Regions from separate parts of the Mus musculus genome. Here region 2 is linked to region 1. Evidence: chromatin loops called from intact Hi-C (ENCODE). Cell type or tissue: left cerebral cortex. All regions are shown on one strand. Each heading gives the region's core, and the rest is flanking DNA. Links, peaks and the distances in the headings are about the cores only.

Region 1 (5,377 bases), core at 245-5,244:
GCTCAGTAGCTGGGCATAGTAGCATGGACTGGTAACTCATAGCAGTAGGGAAACAGACAGAGGGAGCTGAGGCACTCTCAACTTAGCTTCAGACCATTGAGACTGACTCAAAACAAAAACAAAACAAAACAAACCCCACAATGGATAGCCCCAGAGGAAAGGTACCTGAGGTTGTCCTCTGGCTTCTACATTCACATTTGTGTGCGCACGTGCACATACACTCATACACATTTTATATATATATATATATATATATACATACACACACACACATATATATATGCACACACACACAAACACACACACACACACACACACACACACACACACACACACACATATATGCACACACACACACACACAAGGATAAGTTCAAGGTCAAAGATAGCTTGAGCTACCTGAGGTTCTATGGAAAAAAAACAATTAAAACAAGGCAACCCACTAAAATCCCATACATCAAACAAGTCAATAACCCCAGGATTCTACCTCAGAGCCTTAAAGCTGCCTGCTAATATACTCAGCAACACCCCTCAGCTACCCTATACTAGCTGTGTATCCCTTTCCCACATTCCAGAGTAAAAATTTCTGGAAGACAGAGATCATACCCAGCTCAGGTATGACAAGAACCACGACAACAAATGACTGTACAGCAAAAGGCCCTCTGTGGTTCTGTACCAGAAAAGCTCTAACCCTCTAGGCGCTCTGTACAAATACAGGTGCCTAGTATTTGTAACATAAATGTGGTGGCTGTGGTTCTGGAAGTCACCTGAACTGGTATCAACCAACACCATACCCAACTAAGATGAACCTTGTCAACAACATCAAGAACCTGTATTTGGGGTGGTGTGTGTGTGTGTGTGTGTGTGTGTGTGTACTAGGTGTGCGTGTATACATACTGTGTGGTTTGTATATGGTGTATGTGAGTATGTGTGGGGATGTGTATGTGTATTTGTATGTGTGCATAGTCAGTTCTCTTCCACCTTGACATGGGTTTCAGGAATCAGTTCAGGTTGCCAGGCTTGTGCAGTAAGTGCCTATGCCCAGCTACCCCTTTGCACTTTAACTAAAAACACCATTTGCTGCTCATTGATCAAATACTAGAAACTTGTCCTGTCAGCTATAAAACATTGTTTCTCTGTCATTTAGGGCAGAAGAAAATAAAAATCAAAAAGGGAAGAAATACACTCAGAGGTGAAGTCTCTTGTTCAAAGTGATACAGTCACCAACAGTAACACTTGTCGGATTTCAATGTGTTGGTCACATTGTATCAGTGGTCCAGAGATCACCTCTCTTGTACTGTAGTATTTTCCAGGTCATATAACACGTGACAGGCTTATTGCAGAAAAAGTTAGGAGAATCCAGCTGTATTTTGTAGGTAGACATTACAATGTCAAAAACAAAGATTTATTTTATTTTTAATGTATGAATGTTTATGTGTACCATGTGCATGCAGTGCCTGAGGCTGCCAGAAGAAGGCATCAGATGCCCCTGAACTGAACTTAGGGAACCCTGGGAGGCACAATGTGGGTGCTTGGAATTGAACCAGGGACCTCTGCAAGAGCAACACATGCTCTTAACCACTCGAACCATCTCGTTAGCCCCTGGAATAATCTTTTTTTCTGTTTTTCCAGATAGGGTTTCTCTTTGTAGTTCTGGCTGTACCAGAATTTGTTCTGTAGACTCACAGAGATCAGCCTGCCTCTGCCTCCTGAGTGCTAGAATTAAAGGCGGGGGCTGGTGAGATGGCTCAGTGGGTAAGAGCACCCGACTGCTCTTCCAAAGGTCCAGAGTTCAAATCCCAGCAACCACATGGTGGCTCACAACCATCTGTAATGAGATCTGATGCCCTCTTCTGGTGTGTCTGAAGACAGCTACAGTGTACTTACATATAATAAATAATAAATAAATCTTAAAAAAAAAAAAAAAAAAAAAAGAATTAAAGGCATGCGCCACCACCACCCAACAAGACCCACTGCCTGATCTCTTGGATAATTTTTAAGGTTATAAATTGGTCCTGAAGTTTGATGACTATGTAAAAGTTGTGCAGAGCTGTTACATGGATCAGGCCTATGCCCCCCTGCTTTTGTTTCCTAAGATCTTTATCCTTAAGGTCACTGAGCTTGAGTAATGCCGCATGAGTGTCTTAAAGATTTTGCCGGGCTGGAGGAATGGCTCAGTGGTTAAGAGCACTGACTGCTTGTCCAGAGGTCCTGAGTTCAATTCCCAGCAACCACATGGTGGCTCACAGCCATCTGTAATGGAATCTGATGCCCTCTTCTGGTGTGTCTGAAGACAGCTACAGTGTATTCATACTAAATAAATAAATAAATAAATGACTAAATAAAAAAATTTAAAAAAAAAAAAAAAAAAGATTTTGCCAATTAAATCTGAAGTTCTAGGCTGGATGTGGTGGATCATGCCTTTAATCCCACAATTTAGAAGGGGGAATCTCTGTGAACTGGAGGCCAGACTTGTTTATTTACAGAGTTCCAGGACTGTATAGTGAGACCACAACTAAAAAAAAAAAGAAAGAAAGAAAAAAAAAAGTAAAGATAGAAAGGAAGGAAAGAGGAAGGGTGGAAAGAGAACCCCATCCCTATATTTGGTGTTTTTTAAGGCAGTTTTCCACTCTGGGCTGTGTAACCTGAAACTTCACTCAGTAGGACTCACAGCAATCTTCCAACCTCAGTCTCCTGGGTGCTGTGATTAAAAGAATGAGCCACCATGCCTGCTAATTTTAATTTGAACACTGCTCCTCCTAAGCCCTGAACTGAGACATTAAAAATAGATTTGGATACAACAGTCTCAACACACAATTTGCTTTAATTAGGTCACTATATCATGAATTCAATCTTTTAAGGGGTCAAATTAGATGTCCCTAGTCTATTTAACAGAGAGAAATGGACAACCTACCTGAGAAAACAAAGGCTTTTTTTTGAGGGGGGGGGGAGCAGCTGGTGTTCCAGACTGCATGCAGTCGAGAGGACAGCTGAATCCCTTCCCTCCTAGCTCGCAGCCTAAATTAGAGATAAAGCACGCACTGTGCTATCCCTGTGGAAGGCTTCCAATCCAGCTAGATGCTAAGACTTCCAGTTAAGAGAGGAGTGCCAGCAGCAATCATGACTTCCCATCATCCACAGCTAGATTCGTGGAGTGCTGCATCAGCACTGCAGGCTGCCGATGCCAAGAGTGAATAAAGCATCACGTGTGTGTGCTATCATTATTAATAGGAGGCATGTAGGATGAGCTGATTCTTGTTTTGATCTTTGCATTTAGTACTCACACGCTTCAAAGTAAAGACTGAGTTAAAGTTGCACCTGGAATGGGCCTTGACGAGGAGGGAGGTTTCTCCAGGCAGGAGCCGGCTGCAGTGTGAGTTGTGGCTCAGAGGGAGAGGGTGCTGGTTGCCATGACATTCTCTGGAAGAGCACTAGAGCTGGGATCAGACTGCCACAGGGGAGGACTCAACAGTCCCTCCTTTCCAACAAGAACTTGTAGGAGGCAATTAAGAGGAGACCAGGCTGAAGAGAGATCTAGTCTGTTAACTCCTTTTGTTTTGAAGCTTCAAGGACTATTTACATTGTGCTTGTCTGCTTGAGGGTCATGCTCTGTCTTGGTTTGTAAAACTGAATGTAGTATGTTTCCTCCCTGGTAGAGTTCATAATTTTTACAAATTACATTATGGTAAAAGACGTCCGAGGGCACAGTAGATCTCAGTGGTAGACAGGACCCTTGTCTGCCATCCAGTAAGTAGCGATGACGAGAACGCGCTGAGAGATGCCTTGGACTTCTTCACAAGAGGATGCCTGATGCCCTCCCACCTTTGCGGTGCTTAATCCTCCCTAATAAATTTTTCTATGAAAAAAAGGGGGGTCCTGGATAAAGGCAACATGAGCAAAAAATTAGATTTAAAAGGCCTAGTTATGTGGGGGATAGCCCTTCTGGTCTGCCGTGGAGTTTAAAATATAAAATATTCTGCATTCTGTTATTGTGAACTAAGGTTCAGGCTTATTTCAAAGGTACCAATGAGTAAATATTCATTTAGAATGCAAAAACCTTAAAGTCAAAACCAAAAAAGTCTCAGAAACCTATCTACATTTTTAAATTATTTTTTTTCAAGACAGGGTTTCTCTGTGTAGCCCTGGCTATCCTGGAACTCACTCTGTAGACCAGGCTGGCCTCAAACCCAGAAATATGCCTGCCTCTGCCTCTCAAGTACTGGGATTAAAGGCACGCATCACTGTTGCCCGGCCCATTTTAAAAAATCTAAAATCGCCGGGCGTGGTAGCGCACGCCTTTAATCCCAGCACTGGGGAGGCAGAGGCAGGCGAGAGGCCACCCTGGTCTACAGAGTGAGTTCCAGGACAGCCAGGGCTACACAGAGAAACCCTGTCTCGAAAAACCAAAAAAAAAAAAAAAACAAAAACAAAAACAAAAAATCTAAAATCTAGGCTGGGGGCTGATTAGATGGTTCCATAGGCCAAGTGTCTGCCATGCAAACCTGATGACCTTAATCAGACCACCAAACTCACAGAAAGGTGGAAGAACTAACTCCACAAAGCTATCCTTAGGCTTCCACATACAGGCATGCTCACACCTACAAAATACTTCACTCTCTCTTTTAGGTGGAGACACCTAAGTCTCCAGCACTTGGCAGGTGGAAGGAGAACTTCAAGTTAGAGGCAAGCATAGGCTACACACTGAGACCCTGCTGCAAACTAATTAGAGAACCACGAGACCTTCTAATAGAGAAACTCAATCTGGTCTTGAAAAAGTGCATTCAAATAAAGACCTAGCCAGGCGTGAGGGTGAACACCTTTAATCCCTGCACTCAGAAGGCAGAGAGGCAGATCTCTGAGTCAAGGCCAGCCTCCTCTACAGAGTGAGGAGTGATCAGGAGCAAAGGGTAGGAACTGACTCCTTGGGGGAGATAGTTGGATGAGGTGCAGGAGAAGAGCCTTCTCTTAGCATGACCTAGCAACAGAGAAGGTCAGCCTGACCATGGAGAGGAAGGGGGATGTGAAGAAAGCATAAGGATCTTCAAAGACTATATGGGAATCTTGAGTGGAAACAGAAAACTGGGGAAACTACCTCATAGTCCAGGAAAAAGATGATCCTGGCCTACAATAGAGAACACAGAGGGATCTAAGTATATAGAGGATCGAGATTAAATCCCAAGAGAATCCAATATGTAGACGTTAGGGAGAGAAGAAAAGGGTCTAATAAAGAAGACTGAAGCAGTGCTGAGAGATAGCTCAATGGTTAAGAGCACTGACTGCTCTTCCAGGAGTCTGCTGAGTTCAAATCCCAGCAAGCACATGGTGGCTCACAACCCTCTGTAATGGGATCTGATGCCATTTTTTCTGGGGTGTCTGAA
Region 2 (5,377 bases), core at 264-5,263, 52 kb before region 1:
AGATGTGGATTATACACACCTTTATTCCCAGCAGTTCAAGCCCAGGTTGGTCTACATAGCAAGTTCCAGGACAGCCAAAGCTACATAGAGAGATCCTGTTCCAAAAACAAAACAAACAAGCAAAAACAAAACCCAAGCCGGGCGTGGTAGCCCACGCCTTTAATCCCAGCACTGGAGAGGCAGAGGCAGGTGGATTTCTGAGTTTGAGGCCAGTCTGATCTACAAAGTGAGGTCCAGGACAGCCAGGGCTATACAGAGAAACCCTGTCTTGAAAAACCAAAAAAGAAAAAAAACCAGGGAAAATATTTTTTGTTTTGTTATTGTTGTTTTTGAGACAGGGTTTCTCTGTGTAGCCCTGGCTGTCCTGGAACTCACTTTGAGACCAGGCTGGCCTTGAACGCAGAAATTTGTCTGCCTCTGCCTCCAAAGTGCTGGGATTAAAGGCGTACACCACCACTGCCTGTCTGAAAATAATTTAAATACAATTTGTAGCCTGGCGTGGTGACACACACCTTTAATCTCAGCACGAGAAAATAAATGCAGTCAGATCTCTGTGAGTTCAAGGTCAGCCTGATCTACATGGCAAATTACAGGTTAGTCAGGTATATGTAGTGAGACCACTCTCAAAAAGATAGATAGATAGATAGATAGATAGATAGATAGATAGATAGATAGATAAATGATAGAAGGCCTTTGTAGGCCACACCTATAATCCCAGCACTCAGGAGACAAGAAGATTGACACAAAGTCAAGGCCAGCCTGTGGTACACAGTAAATTCCAGACCAGCCAGCACTACATAGTGAGGCTGCCACAAACAGATAAACAAGATACAAACAGATTGCAGTTTGCCTAAGTGATGCAGATAAAGCGAAGCTGTGCAATGTTAGGACAGGATTTTCTCCACCTTCTCCATCTGACCTGTGGGAGACTGAGGTTGCAGAGCTGAGTCCAATGTAGTTATCACTACAGTGATCTGTTGTTACCACAGTGATTTGGTGGCAACAAAAAAGTCTGCTGTGAGGGGCGAGAGAGATGGCTCAGCAGTTAAGAGCACTGACTGCTCTTCTGAAGGTCCTGCGTTCAAATCCCAGCAACCACATAGTGGCTCACAACCATCTGTAATGAGATTTGACTCTTTTGGAGTGTCTGAAGACAGCTACAGTGTACTTACATATAATAAATAATTCTTTAAAAAAAAAATAGTGGGTGGTGGTGGCACAAGCCTTTAATCCCAGCACTTGGGAGGCAGAGGCAGGCAGATTTCTGAGTTCGAGGATAGCCTGGTCTACAAAGCAAGTTCCAGGACAGCCAGGGCTACACAGAGAAAAACCAAGTCAATAACAACAACAAAAAGATTTTACTTTTTTAAATGTATGTGTGAGCATGTGTGTCTGTATGTGTGTGCATGTATGTGCGTGTTTGTCTGCATGTGTGTGCATGTATGTGCATGTGTGTCTGCATGTGTGTACATGTAGGTAACCACAGCAGCCAGGTTTAGGATACCCTGGAGCTGGAGTTCCTGGTGGTCCTGAACCACGGGAGGAGGCTCAACAGGAGAAGACAACATGTGGCTGCTGGGAAATAAACTAAGGGCCTTCTCTCAGAACACACATGCACTGTACACTGTTGAGTAATGACTGCAGTCATTACTACATGACTACATGATCTACAGTCCCTAGTATTTAAAATTATTTTATGTGTATGAGTGTTTTGCCTGCATGAAACTGTGTAGCACATGCATGCTTGGTGCAGGAGGAGAGAAGAGTGTGTCTAAACCCCTGGAACTCGGGGTACAGGTCGGAGCAGAAACCCTGATCTCTATAAGATCAGCAGCAAGTGTTCTTAATTACTTTTTTTTTTGATTGATTGATTTATTATATGTAACTACACTGTAGCTGTCTTCAGACATTCTAGAAGAGGGAGTCAGATCTTGTTACAGATGATTGTCAGACACCATGTGGTTGCTGGGATTTGAACTCAGGACCTTTGGAAGAGCAGTCAGTGCTCTTAACCTCTGAGCCTTCTTGAACTGTCTCTCCAAACCTAATCATTGTTTTCCTCCTCCTCCTCTTCCTCCCTCTCCTCCTCCTCTTAGTTCTTGAGACAGGACCTCACAACACAACTCTGAATTGCCTGGAGCTCTTTAAGTAAATCAGGTTGGCTTCAAACTCACAAAGGTCTACCTCTGCCTCCAAGTGCATCACATCCAGATTTATTTTAAGACAAAAGTCACCGGGCAAGGTGGCGCACGCCTTTAATCCCAGCACTCAGGAGGCAGAGGCAGGCGGATTTCTGAGTTCGAGGCCAGCCTGGTCTACAAAGTGAGTTCCAGGACAGCCAGGGCTATACAGAGAAACCCTGTCTCGAAAAAAACCAAAAAAAAAAAAAAAAAAAAAAAAAGACAAAAGTCATACTCTGTAGTCCAGGCTGGCTTTAAAGTAAAGTCCCCAGCCTCATAAGTGCTAGAACCACAGGTGTCAGCCCCCGTGCTAGACGCCAGTAATGATCCTTAAGTAGTTTTAGCCACAGCTGAGACAGCTGTGATTTCTCTTACTCTAGTTTTTCTTGTGAATAATTTCATAGTCCTCAATCCTGAACTAGTCTTCCCCTTCTAATACTGTATTCCACTCATTTTTGTATCTTCAAATTTAGCTCCAAACATATAAACATATATCAATTTCTTCTTTGCGCGGGCGGTGTGTGTGTACAAAAAGGAAAAGCTGTTCTGGTTTTGACTGTTCTATTCCGGCTAGAAAATGTTCATCCGTATTAGAAGCAGGGTTCTGCAATCCCATAGTGGTGAGTGACCACGCCAAAAGACGAAGTTTCACAGTCTACCTAACACTTCTTTATCTTTCATGGAAGGAGGCTCGACGGGAGAAGTCAACAGATCTGGGACGTCTGGTCCTTAGTGGACACCTCGTTCAGATCTTGACACCCCCGTTAGGAGATCCCTCTCACCTCCCAGGGCAGAAGGGCGAGCAGGGGCAGACTCTATGAGTCATGTGCCAGGCCTGGAGTCGTGGAGGGAAGCACCGCCTCTCCTTGGGCCCCTTCTCTCCCCCTTTTCCCCTCGGCGGCTCCGGGTCTTGCCAGATGCTGTGCTACAATCACGGGTTCCCCATCACCAGTTCCGTTGGGTAAGTGGTCCCGGGGAAGACGCGGCTCCAACAGGGAGATGGAGGGGAGAGACTTAAGGGATCCCAGTCTGGAAAGGCTCCAGTCTGGGTGTAGGCGGTCCTGGCGTTGGGTAGGGCATCTGGAGCCCGGGCAGCGCGCGAGGAGGAGAGGAGAGGAGGGGGTTGGCGAGGGCCGCGCTGAAGGCGGCTGCAAACCCGGGAGCGACGGGGTGCGGGGCAGGGGGCGGCCCTTCTCCAGGAATTTCCGGGGATCGTGTTGCAACGCTCGCAGAGTGGGACGGCGGGCCTCGCTGCGCGTCTAGGGTTGTCGCCCCCTCCTCTCACCGGTCGAGGGCGTCGGCAGTTGCTGCCCCTGCGCAAAGTGACCCCGTGTGGCGGGGCGGCCCCGAGCCCCCCCAGGCCTCTCTGTTATGGTAGGGCCATCCCAGCCCCGAGTTGTCGTCGGGTCTCCGCGGCCCCGGGTTATCGTAGGGGCTATCCGACCCCGTGTCATTGTAGGATCCGCGCGGGCCCGGGCTCCCCGGGACGCGACTCCCCGCCCACAACTAGCGGCCGGGGGATCTCCCCGCCCCCGAGTGGTCTTCGGGACGCCCCGGGCTCGGGTGATTGTGGGCTCTCCCAGACCCGGGGTGATTGTCTCGTCCCCTTGGCCCGCGGTGGTCGTAGCGTCTCCAAGGCCGAGGGCTCCCACAGGCTCTCCGTGGCCCCGGGTGATTGTCGGTACCCCGCGGCCGCGGATAATCGTCGGGTCTCCACGGGTCCCGGCCGCCGGGGCGGATCAGGCCTCTGCGCCTTCCCGGGGAGCCCCGCAAGGCCGCAGACAAGATGAACATTCTGGCGCCCGTGCGGAGGGACCGCGTCCTGGCGGAGCTGCCCCAGGTAGGCACCAGGGCCACGTCGGGCCTCTGGCTGTCGCTGAGTGTGGGCGGGGAGAAGGTGGCCCAGCCCCGTCGCCCTGCAAGGCCCGCTGCTCCTGGGTGGTCCGCTTCCCACCCCACCCCCAGCCCAGGGCTGCTTGGCTATGGCACAAAAGCTCCATTCTCACAATGTTCCTCTCAGTGCCTGAAGAAAGAGGCCGCTTTGCACGTGCGCAAAGACTTCCACCCCCGCGTCACTTGCGCCTGCCAGGAGCACCGGACAGGCACCGTGGGGTGAGTTAGGGACACTCCTAGCTAAAAAATTACTCAAGAAACTTTGAAGTCATTCACCCCTTTGTGGTTACAAGGTTATGCCTCAGTTCTGATGTTCTCCCAGTTTCCTCCCATTGAGGTTGTGAGCCTATGGAAAAGACATCCAACAGGGAGAGTCACACCACCCATAGAACCTCTAGTCGGGGGCGGGGTATCTGAGAGCGGGGAGGAGTGACAGACAGACAGAGACAGAGTGAACGATCACACTATTCTAACATGTGCAGAGCCCTCCTAGGCTACCCCCAGCACTACACGACTTCCTCCCCCATCACTCCAGAAAAACAGGTCTGAAAGTCCCTAATGTTGAACACTGCTCCACAGCACATCTGTGCAGGACTTTCTGGGCTTCCAGGGAGACCTGCCTATCTATGGTAATGTACCTTAGTTGATATGGATTTTCTCTGTCCATCCACTCTTCTGTCCAACAGATTTAAGATATCCAAGGTCATCGTTGTGGGAGACCTATCTGTGGGGAAGACCTGTCTCATTAATAGGTAACAGGGTACTGGAGCTTGGCCGGGCAAAGACTCAGCTGGATCCAGTTTAACAGGGTAGGCGGGGCTACAGGCTACTTGGTGTCTCCTTAGGTTCTGCAAAGACACCTTCGATAAGAATTACAAGGCTACCATCGGAGTGGATTTTGAGATGGAACGATTTGAAGTCTTGGGTGTCCCCTTCAGTCTCCAACTGTGAGTGTCTCTTCCACTCCTTCCAGATAGCCTTGTCATCCCATTTTGCACACCCTATTATCTGGGTTCTGCTCTCCTTTCTTCCAGTTGGGACACGGCTGGTCAGGAAAGGTTCAAGTGCATTGCTTCCACCTACTACCGTGGAGCTCAAGGTAGGGATTTGGCTCTGGAATGCAGGAAGTCTAAGAGCACATCAGTCAGTGTTCTGAGGAGAGGTGATGGACAGGGAAAAGGCAAAGACATCCATCCATTCATCTTCCTGTCAGTCTGCAGCTGTTTCTGTCACTCTTTCAGCCATCATCATTGTCTTCAACCTGAATGACGTGGCATCCCTGGAACACACCAAGTATGTGAGGA

What was found. Hi-C counts contacts between places; a loop is a spot of excess contacts. Peaks named below come from ENCODE experiments on the same cell type or tissue, not always from the same donor. Only the 100,000 strongest peaks of a DNase experiment are listed, where the experiment ranks them.
Region 2: a loop joins it to region 1, with 2.4 times the contacts of the local background. A loop is called at or near these places in 3 of 42 quality-filtered maps.

The regions. Positions count from the first base shown.
Region 1 is chr11:78,237,293-78,242,669 of GRCm38, forward strand. All of the region lies in intron 1 of Supt6 (SPT6, histone chaperone and transcription elongation factor), which reads right to left. Among named protein-coding and RNA genes, the nearest start is that of Supt6, 5.7 kb to the right of the region's middle. In left cerebral cortex, for the core only: a CTCF peak has its summit at 1,475 (motif pointing right); DNase peaks (open chromatin) are centred at 2,748 and 3,118; H3K27ac peaks cover 1,467 bases.
Region 2 is chr11:78,185,371-78,190,747 of GRCm38, forward strand. It overlaps Rab34 (RAB34, member RAS oncogene family), which reads left to right and starts at 3,378. Exons shown (of 10, transcript NM_033475.3): 1 at 3,378-4,020; 2 at 4,201-4,292; 3 at 4,760-4,825; 4 at 4,919-5,020; 5 at 5,108-5,172; 6 at 5,315-5,366. The coding sequence starts at 3,967. RefSeq lists an enhancer at 4,169-4,401. In left cerebral cortex, for the core only: no CTCF peak of the experiment used is centred there; DNase peaks (open chromatin) are centred at 3,119, 3,314 and 4,167; H3K4me3 peaks cover 1,972 bases; H3K27ac peaks cover 2,348 bases.